Regions from separate parts of the Homo sapiens genome. Here all the other regions are linked to region 1. The links are chromatin contacts, found by Hi-C or POLR2A ChIA-PET in ENCODE. All regions are on one chromosome and are shown on one strand. Each heading gives the region's core, a stretch centred on a gene start or an enhancer-like site at or near the end of the contact. The rest is flanking DNA. Distances are from core to core; before and after follow the strand shown.

The links. A loop is a pair of places that touch in the nucleus more often than their neighbours do. ChIA-PET counts read pairs that join two places held with the same protein, here RNA polymerase II (POLR2A). Pooled maps may share reads with other maps.
Region 2: a loop to region 1 is called in a map of chondrocyte, with 4 times the contacts of the local background. The contact joins the promoter of LSM11 here to the enhancer-like site in region 1. A Hi-C loop is called at or near these places in 3 of 168 maps with a recorded cell type or tissue (MCF 10A, chondrocyte and left lung) and 4 of 50 pooled maps. POLR2A ChIA-PET finds 5 or more read pairs at or near these places in 1 of 52 experiments (OCI-LY7).
Region 3: a map of naive thymus-derived CD4-positive, alpha-beta T cell shows a loop between it and region 1 (26-fold over the local background). The contact joins two enhancer-like sites. A Hi-C loop is called at or near these places in 4 of 168 maps with a recorded cell type or tissue (B cell, PC-3, endothelial cell of umbilical vein and 1 more), 2 of 37 single-sample maps with no recorded cell type and 12 of 50 pooled maps.
Region 4: a loop to region 1 is called in a map of B cell, with 7 times the contacts of the local background. The contact joins two enhancer-like sites. A Hi-C loop is called at or near these places in 2 of 168 maps with a recorded cell type or tissue (B cell and endothelial cell of umbilical vein), 5 of 37 single-sample maps with no recorded cell type and 13 of 50 pooled maps. POLR2A ChIA-PET finds 5 or more read pairs at or near these places in 1 of 52 experiments (activated T-cell).

Annotation. Positions count from the first base shown.
Region 1 is chr5:159,131,415-159,134,701 of GRCh38, reverse strand. No RefSeq gene overlaps it. Among named protein-coding and RNA genes, the nearest start is that of LINC02202, 33 kb to the right of the region's middle. Within about 2 kb of position 1,566, at least 5 of the 41 ENCODE cell types and tissues checked have a DNase peak (open chromatin) inside an H3K27ac peak, as active enhancers do.
Region 2 is chr5:157,741,916-157,745,202 of GRCh38, reverse strand. It overlaps LSM11 (LSM11, U7 small nuclear RNA associated), which reads right to left and starts at 1,491. Exons shown (of 4, transcript NM_173491.4): 1 at 1,005-1,491. The coding sequence starts at 1,452. RefSeq lists an enhancer at 628-1,128 and a silencer at 1,148-1,707.
Region 3 is chr5:157,947,286-157,950,572 of GRCh38, reverse strand. No RefSeq gene overlaps it. Among named protein-coding and RNA genes, the nearest start is that of CLINT1, 90 kb to the right of the region's middle. RefSeq lists an enhancer at 1,478-1,772. Within about 2 kb of position 1,617, at least 7 of the 41 ENCODE cell types and tissues checked have a DNase peak (open chromatin) inside an H3K27ac peak, as active enhancers do.
Region 4 is chr5:157,996,654-157,999,940 of GRCh38, reverse strand. No RefSeq gene overlaps it. Among named protein-coding and RNA genes, the nearest start is that of CLINT1, 140 kb to the right of the region's middle. Within about 2 kb of position 1,825, at least 3 of the 41 ENCODE cell types and tissues checked have a DNase peak (open chromatin) inside an H3K27ac peak, as active enhancers do.

The DNA of each region.
Region 1 (3,287 bases), core at 317-2,816:
TACTATATAACCTATTCATGATAGACTCATGAATTCTAGATCCATAGATTGTAGATTGTGTAAGCATTCATGAGTTTATTCTAATAAATAAATGCAAACATGCATAAGCGAATCGGGAAAGCCCCTCTTTGAGTAAAATGTTAACTAATAAAATGGAGAAAGGAATGACAGAATTAGAAAATTATCATTTTGCAACTATTATAATAATAATTGATTTAGGCAAGAATTATCCATGGATACTAAAACTAGTGGATGAAAGTTTGAAAAGGAAAATGATGCTTATATAGCCTCAAAATATTGTCCCTCAAATCATTAAGAAAGGAAGAACAGTAACTCTACAGGAGATAAACCTGGGAGATAACACGGTAACCAAGTGACTGAAGTTAGCATCGCCAATGATAGAACAAGCCTTCATCATGTACCTCTTGACATAATGCACTAAGGAAGATACTCCTTCACCTCTGAGATATTCTTGTTAAGAATAATCTAATCATGAGGAAATAGACAAACCCACACTACGAGATATTCTACAAAACAATGTTTCCTTTTTAATGACAAGCCTGCTTAAGTCAAGGGTTGCATCAAGAGTTGCATTTTCACAAAGTAAACCATGAGATATTATCTTACAACAGTCAGACAGAATAGCAATTATTAAAAAGTCTAAAAACAATAGATGTTGGCAAGGATGTGAAGTAAAGAGAATGCTTATACACTGTTGGTGGGAATGCATATTAATACAACCTTTATGGAAAACAGTATGATTTCTCAAAGAACTAAAAATAGGACTACCATTTGATCCAGCAATCCTGCTACTGGGTATAAACCCAAAGGGAAAGAAACAATTATATAAAAAAAGATATTTGCACTAATATGCTTATCAGAGCACTATGCACAATAGCAAAGACATGGAGTTAACCTGACTGTCTCCATCAATGGAGGATTGGATAAAGGAAATGAAGTAAAGATATACCACGGAATACTACTTAGCCATAAAAAAGAATAAAATCATGTCTTTTGCAGCAACATGGATGAAACTGGAGGCCATTATCCTCAGTGAAATAATTCAGAAACAGAAAGTCAAATACCCCATGTTCTCCCTTATAATTGGGAACTGATCAATGGATACACAGGAACATACAGAGTGGAATAGACATTGGACACTACAAAAGGTGAAAGGGTGGGAGGGTCGTGAGGGTTGAAGAACTACCTGTTGTGTACAATGTTCGCTATCTGGGTGATGGGCACCCAGTAGTGAAGCCTAGACTTCACTACTAAGCATGTAAGAAACCTGCGCTTGTACCCTCTAAATATGTAAAAATATTTTTAAAGTTGCATTTTCAAGGAATACCACTAGATGTCACTGTGGTTTTGCAGGTTGCACAAATTTTATCAGTAAAGACATAAATTCCTTGGTGGCCTGCCTCTTGACTTTGACTCATTTCTAGACTGGGCACATTTAGCCAATTTCAACACATATAGCCTTTGTGAAGCCTACAAATTAAATAATGGTAAAAGCAACGAGGAAGGAGGCAGCCGGCTTAAAGCTTGTTTCTGCGATTACAAGCCGTGGGAGCCGGGCAGTTACTGCTCCGTCTCTGGACTTGGTTTCCACATGTGGAGGAGACTTGGATTGCCTGCTCTTAGTCTCTTCAAGCTCTCGTAGTCTATGACTTTAAACTGATGTTTTTTCAACTAAAATTATTTCAGTGCCCCTTACAAGATTTTTGTCCAACGACATTGAACCCACTACTGATTTTTCTGTTTTGTTTTGTTTTTAAACTCAGAGCTTTTATTTATATAGTACTTGTTTTTAAGTTGACTCAGCTTTTTAAAATGTAAATAAAGAAAAAAATGTCATAGGCCCATCACAAGTGGAAACCAGTTCACTTGCCATAAATAAAGGTAACCACAAAAATAAATGTAATAAAAACAACGTAATATAATTAAATTCAAGCGATTGTTTGCCAAAGGCTCAGAGCATGAGTCTACTCTTTTTTCCTCCTTTTTTTAAAAGGGAGATTTGGCAGTGTTGAAGAGGAGTTGAAGACAGACCAGCCCCGAGACTTTCCTTTCAATGTCAGCAGAAGAATTGAGACTGAGAAGACCTTTCTCTCTGTGCAGTTTACAAAACCAACCACAATACTTCATGTACCGTCCAAAACCAGTCTCATGCTTTTATAAGCTGTTCTAAGCTATAAGATTCTTTTTTTTTTCTTATTCTTGATTCTTCAATATTTCTAAAGGGCATGATTAGAAATCATACATTATTAAATGTTTTCTTCAACATATATTTAAGCTTTCATTTTATTTTGGTATCCATTTCAGTTTTGTATTGGTTTAACTTCCCTTTAATGTTTATTTAAATTTGCCTTTACATTCAGTCTTCTTCCACTTAAAACACTCACTCTCTTTTTAACAGAGGAGGTGATATATACCCCTCTGCTGTCAATGTCGAAGCAATTACGTGCCACCAAATGGCTTGTGATGTGCCATCTCCTCCTGATAAAGGCTCATGATAGATAGGATGTGGCAGAGGTCAGGAATTCTGCTGAGTACAACCTGAGGGTATCCTTCAAATTGCTTGAGCTTTCTCCAAATCCCCTAGGACACAATCAGAAAACGAGTCCCCTTTAATTTTGGTGCAGAGCTTTTTTCTTCCTTCTTCACAGAGATTCAGAGTGAAGATGCGTTAGGCTGAGCCATCTAATTGCATTCTTTACTCCCTAACATTAGTTTAGCCCTTTCCTGCTTTGTATCATCTATTATAATTACTAATTTGCTGGCCACAATTAGCATAGGGGGTTTTATAGAAGCAGAAACAATTTCTTAGCTGCCCAATGTTACTAAATAATTTAAAAAGGGGAAGACAACGAATTTCCATCAAATGTGCTTTGTTTTCTTAATGCATGTGTTGCCATTAAGGAAAACCATTATAAGGTAAAGAAATCAGGAAATTCATAAAGATCAATACACCAATTATTTCCTGCATTATAAAAGTTACCTCTTCATAATTTTCTTTTCCTGGTGAGGTAGATTTAATTTGCTATTAGAAACTCAAAAGCTGAGAGGTCAGTTTCACTGTTCAAAACAGACTGCTCTTTGTCTAGCAGGAAACAATGTTTTCCCAAAAAAAAGTCCAGAGAGATCACATCCCCCAAAAAAATCATCATTGAAAAGGTTGATTATGAATCAATAGAAACTTTTTTTTCTATAACAAATTATGTTGAACTATACTGTACCCCCCAGGCCCCACCCCCAAATCAGAGTAAGAATCTCTTGGGGGTTTT
Region 2 (3,287 bases), core at 242-2,741, 1.4 Mb after region 1:
AGTAGGTCATTGTGTTCACAGGGCAGATGTCAGAACTGCTTGCCAGATGACAAAAGAGATAACCTTAGGCTGTTTTTATTCCATTTATACAAGACCTAACTCACACATTAGAGCCTCTGCTGTTTACAGCTTTACTCTAAGGATCTATGAGGAGGCTCCAAGAAATTCCCTTGTGCCATTTACACCTTTAGAACTTAAAATAACCTGCACATATGGTAATATGAGCCTGACAGACACAGTCCTGCACCCAGCCAGGCAGAGTGGCTGTAAAACAGCGTCTGTGTTTTAGTGGCATTCTGTGCCTGCTGCATTTCAGCACTTGTGACTTAGTAATGTGAACATATGTGTATCAAGACTCTGCAGCCCTTCTGCTTATCGCACTCGAGAAGGAGCTGTCAATGTACAGGGGTTATGGGATTATGCGCCTGTGCTATCTGAACAAATCTCCCCACACTCCATCCGATCATCCTCAAATCCCACTGACCAAATACTCTCCTTCCCCTAATATTGGCTGTGCGCTCCCCCACGTCTCCCGTTTTCCGCCCCACCTTACCTCTCACTGTGGTCTCTAAGACCTCTCATCACCTCTGTAGACGTCCCTATGATGTCCCCCAAACTCTGTAGCCCCGCCACCTCTCCAGGTCCTCCATCAATCCTGTAGACCCTCTCGGCAGGCTCATCACCTCTGTGACCCTTCCATGGGCCCCGATTACCGCTGAAGACCTTTCCCACGGCTTCTTATGACCACTACAGCCTTACCACTCTCCCTCTGTTGCTCCTACAGCCCCTTTTCTTACTCAGGGTGACCCTCCCCACGCCCTCATTACCCACATTACTCAAGCAGATCCACCCCATAGTCACTGATGATCCCCGCAAATTTTCACCAAGGCGCTCCCGCAATACGTGCAGACCCGCGCCCGGCCACCGCCGCCCCGCAGACGCCCCCTCGGCAGCCAGCTTCCGGACGGCGGCTGCCCCGCTTCCCGCCCGGCCCGCGGACTCACAGGGCATTCGCGTGAGCACGTTGCGTGGCGCCTTCCTGCTCCGACCCGGACCCCTCCGGCCCGCTCCTGCGGCCCCGTCCCCTTCCTCTTTGGCCACCATGAGACGGCGGAGGCGCTGGATGCGCTCGGGGTCCGGGGCGGGCGCGTCCGGGCGGCGACGAGTCCTGCCCGAGGGCCCGGGTGCGGCGGGAACCCCAGAGCCCGCGGCCGCGCCCCGAGCCCGCCCGCGCCCGCGCCCGCCGCCCCGGACTCCGGTCCTGAGGAAGCTCTCGTACTCCGCCACGTTGTTGAAGCAGGGGGCATTGGGGTAGGGAATGGGAGGCAGGCGGGGCGCGTACAGGGCCAGCAGCGGGTCGAAGCTGTCAGAGCTGACATCCAGCCGCGGGCTGGGCGGGCGCGCGGGGCTCCCGGCGCCAGCCGACCTCGCCCCCCGCTCCCGCTCCTCCATGTTTGAAAGGCCCGCAAGCCGAGGCCGATGGGAAGAAGGAACGAAGCCGCCAGAGGGCGGCACTGCGCAGCCGCGGCGCGGGGTTGCACTGCGCCGAAGCGGCCGCGGGAGGGCAGCACCTGTCCTCGTTCCACCCGGGCCGGGGGGCGTGGTACGCGGCTCCGACCAGCCCGCGCCTCGCACCGCCTCCTCCCATAGCTGACAGGTTAACGCTGTCGACTGCTGCTTGACCTGCTCCAGCGCAGTTTCCCCGTCTGTATCATTATCACTTAGGGTGTTTGTTAATACTCTGGGTTCCCCGGGAATGAGCTCGGGATCGCATCCTAGCTTGAGCTGGCAGGAAGCGTCTGGAGGAAGGCAATGAATGTCTCAGTTTGCTTCCATGCTGAGTACTACTGATAGGGTGGGAAGAATAGCCTATCTGGGCTCAAAGTATTTAGCGTGTTTCTCGTCTGAAATATGATATAAATAGCACCTACCTTATAGAACTGACCTCAGGATGGAGAGATACTGCCTACAGAGCTCATAATAGATGCATGTCAGCCAATACTGGGTGTCTGTCCTCCATTTCCTATACCCTGTGCATAAACAAATTTGTGCTTAGTATCAAAGAAAATTCATTATATCACTGTCTTTCTAAGCATTGCTAACCAATTGGAAGAAACGAAGATCCAGCTCTTGGAGGAAACTATGGAAAATTCCCAAGACCTGATCATACCACTTGCTACTTTATAGTCTCAGTTCGGCAAAATATTTTTTGGTTGATTTTAAAATGACAGTCTACTCTTCGCGGAAGGCCCAGATATAACCTTCTCATCCAGCAGAGCCAAAATGTTTCCACTCACCTACAGGCCACACATCACTTGCCCGTCACCACATTCTCAAACTGCCATCAACTAGTATTCTCTGTACTAGTTGCTTTGTGTACATTTCAGTTTCCTTAAGACTTAGGAAGTCCAAGAGAATACTGGAGAGTACCTTAGAGAGCAAGATGAAAATTAATATACAACTCTGAAATATACCTTGGGATGAATGCATACTACAGCGAAGACAAAACCATCAAGCAGGCCGGGCGCGGTGGCTCACGCCTGTAATCCCAGCACTTTGGGAGGCCGAGGCGGGTGGATCACGAGGTCAGGAGTTCAAGACCAGCCTGGCCAAGATGGTGAAACCCCGTCTCTACTAAAAATACAAAAAATTAGCCGGGCGTGGTGGCACGCGCCTGTAATCCCAGCTACGCTGGAGGCTGAGGCAGAGAATTGCTTAAACCTGGAGGGGCGGAGGTTGCAGTGAGCTGAGATCGCGCCACTGCACTCCAGCTGGGGTGACAGAGGGAGACTCCATCTCAAAAAAAAAAAAAAAACAAAAACCATCAAACAGTGGCTTCTAATTGGTAGCAGTACAGGTTTCTTTATGGCACAGGTTTTGAACCCAGCTTATCACTTTGTTCAAAACCCCCTGCCTGAATAAAAAACTCAAAGCTGCAGAATTGCTGGCAATTCAACAAATGAGCGCTCATCCCCACATCATATGGCAAAACTGAGTGATAGCCTTTATAGTGTCATTTAAGACCCACAGAAAGCACGTTTCTCTGGGTGGTTTTCTTGAAAATTTGTACTCTAATGCCTACTTGTATTTTGATATAAAATGCTGTCAACTTACCATTAAGTTAAAATTGCCAATCAACAGCTACATTATCTTACTTCCTTCCCACCCAGCCTATCACAGTATACCGAGGGCCTTGCTGCCGAAGCTGCTGTATATTGACAACCACACATATCAGAAGCCTTTGGGGCTAAAAATCAGATTGCTGGCTGGGCGTGATGGCTCACACC
Region 3 (3,287 bases), core at 368-2,867, 1.2 Mb after region 1:
CTCCTGACCTCAAGTATCTGTCCGCCTTGGCCCCCCCAAAGTGATGGGATTACAGCCACCGTGCCCAGCCAAATTTGAGTGTTTTATAAAATTAGTATCAAACAGATCAATATCACCATTTTATGAAGTGGCATTTTAACCACGGCATTTTCCCAATTCATTAAATATTCTTCAAGTATATTGTGCTATAATTTACTTCAATATATTTTGGCTATTTTAGGATTTTTCTACACTGTAAATAACACTTTGATGACCGTCCATGCACAGATAAATATGCATTTTACCTAAGGACATGAAGCTACCTAATGCCTTTACCAAAAGAAAATACTTTTCACGACAGTATCGCATTGGCCGGGCATGGTGGCTCACACCTGTAATGCCAGCACTTTGGTTTGAGGGTTTAACAAGACAGCACATGGGAAGAGCCTAGCACCGTATCTGGCACATAGCTAACTCTCAATACCTGGTAGCTACCATTGTTTCACCCAGCCAAGGTACTTGTGCACTGTGACAGCTAGTTGAGGATATCTCTGGCAAAGGAACTATTCAGGGAGACACAGCAAGAACCATCGACATAAGAAGAACTATGTCTAATTTGACATAATATCACCACTACTTACACAGTTTCAGTCATGTAAGAGGTGCTCAATAAAAGTAAGCTGAATAAATGAGTGAAGGAATGAATATATAAATGAGAGAGTGGCCACCTGGCTTTAATTCATTTAGGCATGAAGCCAGCCTCAACCTCCCTTGTAAGTTTTTCTTGCCTCTGTCCCTCTAGAAGCAGCTGAACACATCTCTCCTTGGTTAGCAGAAATTGTATGATACATCTCAACTGGGAACCAGGAGTTCAAAGTCCAGCTCTATCTCTAAATAGCTGTGTGTCTTTGGACCAAACATTGATAACACCATCCCCATTAGTTAATTAGACTATTAAAATAGTTTCTGAGGAAGAAAAGGGACAGAGCGTGTCATTATGGCCCTTGTTCAGATGAGGAAACTGAGGCCCAGGGAAGTGAAATAATTTGTTCAAATTCCCTCCTCTAGACCAAACACGGTGGCTCACGCCTGTAATCCCAGCATTTTGGGAGATCGAGGAGAGGGGACTGCTTGAGCTCGCAAGTTCGAGACCAGCCAGGGCAACAAGGCAAGCATCCCCCCCGACTCCTATCTCCCTCACCCCCATCTCTACCCAAAAAAATTAAAAATTAGCAGAGCAGGGTGGCAGGCGCCTGTGTAGTCCCAGCTACTCGGAAAGCTGAGGTGGGAGGATCGCTTGGAGCCCAGGATTTGGAGGCTGCAGTGAGCTGTGATCACACCACTGCTCTCGTGACAGAGCAACACCCTGTATCAAAACAAAACAAACCAAAATAAAACAAAACAAATTCTCTCCTCCAGACCAGGAGGCAGTCAGGTAGATTTCCCCCACATGTCATCCAGCTTTAAGGATCTTATTGCAAGATTTCTTCCAATCACTTCCAGGTTGCAAACGGGTTTCCCCATAGCAGCATTTTTCACACTACTTTCTTCTGGGCTCGCTCTCCTCCCTGCTCGCTTCCCCAAAGCCCGCTCAGCTAGACTGAGCTAGGGATTTTTGACAGCAGAGGGGGCTGCTGAGACACACTGAGTTTTCTCCAAATAAGGAAGAGCATTGTGCCTGCGGGCTGAGAGGCAGTTTGATGATCATTCCATGGTGAGTTCTGCAAAGACTCTTAGGTCGCAGTAGTACAAAATATAATCCAGGAGGAACATGTGCTCGAGTCCTAGCTCTGCCAATAATAACATGTCACCCCAGGAAAGTCCCATCCTTGAAATGTAAAAATGTTTTAGCTCAGGAGTTCTCAAACCTGGCCGCACATCAGAAACCCCTGGGCTACTTACTAAAAATACAAAATCCGGGGCCTCCGTCCCAGATCTATTAAACTAGAATCCCCAGGGTGGGAACCTGGAAATCTGTAATTTTATAATTTAAGATCGCAGAAGTTTCTAATGAACAGATATGTTTGGGAAACACTTAACTAGATAAACTCAAAGGTTCTTTTTCTCTCTTTTTTTTTTTTTTTTTTTTTTGGGACGGAGTCTCACTCTGTCGCCCAGGCTGGAGTGCAGTGGTGCAACCTCCGCTCACTGCAATCTCCCCCTTCCGGGTTCAAGCGATTCTCCTGCCTCAGTCTCCCAAGTAGCTGGGATTACAGACGTGCACCACCACACCTGGCTAATTTTTTTATTTTTAATAGAGACGGGATTTCGCCAGGTTGGCCACGCTGACCTCAAGTGATCCGCCTGCCTCGGCCTCCCAAAGTGCTGGGATTACAGGCATGAGCCACCCGTGCCCGGCAAAAGGTTCTTTTTTTTTTTTTTCATTCTAAGATTGAAAACTCAAACTCTGTAGACCTCTCTCCCATTCCCATAAAATACTACTGCTTTTGTTTCTGGTTTGTTGGTAGTGACTGCCTGGGGAACTGTCTTAAGTAGGATTTGAAGGCAGTGCTGTCCTGTAGAAATACAACTTGAGCCACGAATGCAAGCCACATATAGAATTTTACATTTTCTAGTAATCACTTTTTTGAAAGTGAAATAAATATATAAAATTAATCTTAATAACATTTGGTTTAACCCAGTATATCCAAACTATTATCATTTCAAGTTGTAATCAATACAAAAAATTATTAATGAGATATTTTACATTCTTTTCTTGTGTGCCAGGTCTTCATAATCTGGTATGTATTTTACCTGTGTAGCATACCTGAATTTGGACTAACCACATTTCAAATGCTCAGTAGCTACATGTGACCTGTGGTTACCATATTAGCACTGTTAAGCAATATTGATAGGACAGGGCAATCATCAATTAGCAGTGGCCATGATAAGCAGAGAATTGGAGTGAAGGTACTTGTGCCATATAGTTGTCATCAGCAATGCCAAATAACCTAATTTCTAGTTCTCTACAGATCAGGCAAAAAGAAAAAACTCAGAGGTAACTCAGCCTCGGACTCGTTATACATTGGGGGTGGGGCAGGGGGAACACAGGAAATTCACACAAGGAGTATTAGGAACACCGCAACTGAATATGACATACTTAAAATAAGTAAAACCAAGATTTAGCCAGAACTAGCAGTAGTAGGCTCAAGCATGGCACTTGAGAATATATATTGTATTCATTCTACGAAAATAATCTTCCTGGCCAGCCGTGGTGACTCATGCCTATAATCCCGGAACTTTGGGAAGCCGAGGTGGGAGGATCACTCGAGACCAGGAGTCTGAGAACGGCCTGGGTGACATGGAGA
Region 4 (3,287 bases), core at 576-3,075, 1.1 Mb after region 1:
TCTTATTCACAGAGCAGTTGTGATTTTGTAGTAAAGCAGGTAAAGCAGGTACACAGCACCCAACATAGAAGTCTTGCATGATGGTGATGTGATGATGGTGATAATGGTGGTAGCAATACCACCATAACGAAAAATAATGCTGTAGGTCTTGCTTTTCTTGCTTTAAAAAAATAGCATATGTTATTAAATGTTTAAAAGCATGTCATACCACAGGGAAACTGGACAATACCTTGACCCAGTGATGAAAATTACCATCATCAATGGACATTGTGTACCCACAGATGTGATTTCTGGGGACAGACACAACGTCCTGGACCAGTAGCATTCTGGCCAGGAAGACCTAACCTGAACATAGCCAAGAGAAAACTTAAGATAAACCCAAGTTGAAGAACATTCTGTAAGATAAATAGCCTTTATTCTTCCAAAATGTCAATGTCATCAAAGGCAAAGAAAGGCTAAAGAACAGTTCCAATGAAAGGAGACCAACAAGACATGACAGCCAAATGTTATGCATGATCTTGGACTAGATCCTGGACTAGGCGTTAAAAAAATATTATAAGGGACATTATTGGGACAATTGACAAAACTGGAATACGGACCATAGATGTTAAGTATTGCTATCAATTAACTTTCCTCCATTTAGTTACTACGGCTATGTAAGAAAATATCTTTGTTCTCAGGAAACGGACATTGAAGTATGAAGTAAAGCTGCCTTAGCCACGCAGCCTACTGTCAGATGACCCAAAAATTAATGATTTTATATATATATATACACATATACACACAAGTATATACACATACAGATATATATATACATATATAGAGCAAATCAGAGAGAGAGAATTATAAAGCATATATGGCAAGAGGTTAAAAATTAGTGAATTTGGATAAAGGGCATTTGGTATTTTCTTTTAAGATGGAGTCTCCCTCTGTCACCCAGGCTGGAGTGCAGTAGTGAGATCTTGGCTCACTGCAACCTCCACCTCCTAGACTCAAGTGATTCTCCTGCCTCAGCCTCCCAAGTAACTGGGATTACAGGTGTCCACCACCACACCCAGCTAATTTTTTGTATTTTTAGTGGAGACGGGGTTTCACCATGTTGTCCAGGCTGGTCTCGAACTCCTGACCTCAGGTGATCCACCCGCCTAGGCCTCCCAAAGTGCTGGGATTACACGTGTGAGCCACCACGCCCAGCTGGGTATTTTCTTTCTTTTTTTTTTTTTTTTTTTTTTTTTTTTTTGAGACAGAGTTTTGCTCTCATTGCCCAGGCTAGAGTGCAGTGGCACAACCTCAGATCACTGCAACCTCCGCCTTCCGGTTTCGGCCTCCCAAAGTGCTGGAATTACAGGCGTGAGCCACCACACCCGGCCCAGCTGGGTATTTTCTATACTAGTAATACTCCTGCAAGTATGAAGCTATTTCAAAGTAAATAATTCCAAAAAATCTATAGAGAGGAAAAAGTACTGGAAGTAGAGATGAAACAAGATGAGTCATCAAATTATTATTGAATCTGAGTGACTGGCACATGTGGTTGTAGTGAGTGCTAAAAACTAAACACTCACACTGTGGTTGCATCATGGAAGCCGTGCCTGCAATCTGAGCCTGGATAGCAAGGCCGCCACAAAGGAACCCAAGTCAGTAGTCCCCTTGCTGGTCCTCTCCTTTCTGGGCCTCTCAGGTGCTGTAGACAGTAAAGTTCATTGTTTCACTCAAAACAGGGGTTCGTTAAACTCTCCTGCCTACTTTTGTATGTAAAACATGAGTCATGAAGCACTGTATTAGTCTGTTCTCACACTGCCATGACGAAATATCTGAGACCGGGTAATTTATAAAGGAAGAAGGTTTGATTGACTCACAGTTCCACATTGCTGGGGAAGCCTCGGGAAACTTACAGTCATGGCGGAGGGCAAAGGAGAAGCTGGAACCTTCCTCACTGGGCGGCAGGACAGAGTGAATGCAAGCAGGGGAAACGCCAGACGCTTATAAAACCATCAGATCTCCTAAGAACTCACTCACTATCACGAGAACAGCATAGGGGAACCGCCCCCAAGATTCAATTACCTCCACCTGCTCCCAACCTTGACAGGTGGAGATTATGGGGATTACAATTCAAGATGAGATTTCGGTAGGGACACAAAGCCTAACCATGTCAACTGCCATAAATAAAATGATTGTTTTGTAAAATGTGGATGTGCTCATATGTGTGTTAGTGACATGTATGTGCACATGTCTGGGTATATGCATATGATCACGTGCGTGATTGTATATGTGTGCACTTGTGTGTATGTGAGCAAGAGTGCACATCTGTACAAAAGAATATTTACCAAAGGGTTCGAAGTGCCTTTTTCTCAGCAAGGTGGGGTCGGATAGTGGTGAAGAGCACAGGTTTTAGAGTCAGATTGCCTGAGTTCGAATTCAAGCTCTTACAAATCTTAGGTGGAGCTGGACTTTCATCTTAGGAAATTTACTCAACCCCTTTGTGCCTCAACTTCCCCACCTGTAAAATATGAATGATAGTAGAAACTACTTCCTTGGGGTATTAGTAAAGTATGAATGTGTTTAGAACAGTGTTTTGTGCTGTTTTCACTATTATTTTTAGAATGTAACGTCGTGGATAATTTTAATGTCTTCTTTACCCCTTTCATTATTGTCTGAACTTTTTTTTACCGTGACTTTATAATCTGAAAACAAGAGCTTTTTAAAAAATTTTAGCAAACTAGGGAAAGATGAAGGAAGAAAGGAAGGGAGAAGGGAAAGAAAAGATTTGTTCTCTTGGGCTAATTTCATTTCCTCTACAGCTGAACTGTATGCCTTCATTGGATCATTTTAATTGCTATTATTTGAAGAAGACTTGAGGAGATATTTTTCCCAGAACATGAACATTTCTTTATAATGCAAATAGTTTTTCCGTAATTTCCCCGAATTATAGGAAATTCGGGGATCGGAAATTTCTTTTTTTTCTCTTAAGATGGAGTCTCACTCTGTCCCCCAGGCTGGAGTGCAGTGGCGTGATCTCGACTCACTGCAACCTCTACCTCCTGGGTTCAAGCAATTCTTCTCCCTCAGCCTCCTGAATAGCTGGGATTATAGGCGCACACCACCACACCCAGCTAATTTTTGTATCTTTAGTAGAGACGGGGTTTTACCATGTTGGCCAGGCTGGTCTTTAACTCCTGACCTCAAGTGATCTGCCCGCCTTGGCCTCCCGAAGTGCTGAGATTACAGGCGTGAGCCACCATGCCCAGCCATGATTGGAAATTTCTTAAAAGCAGGGTGATCACGACTGC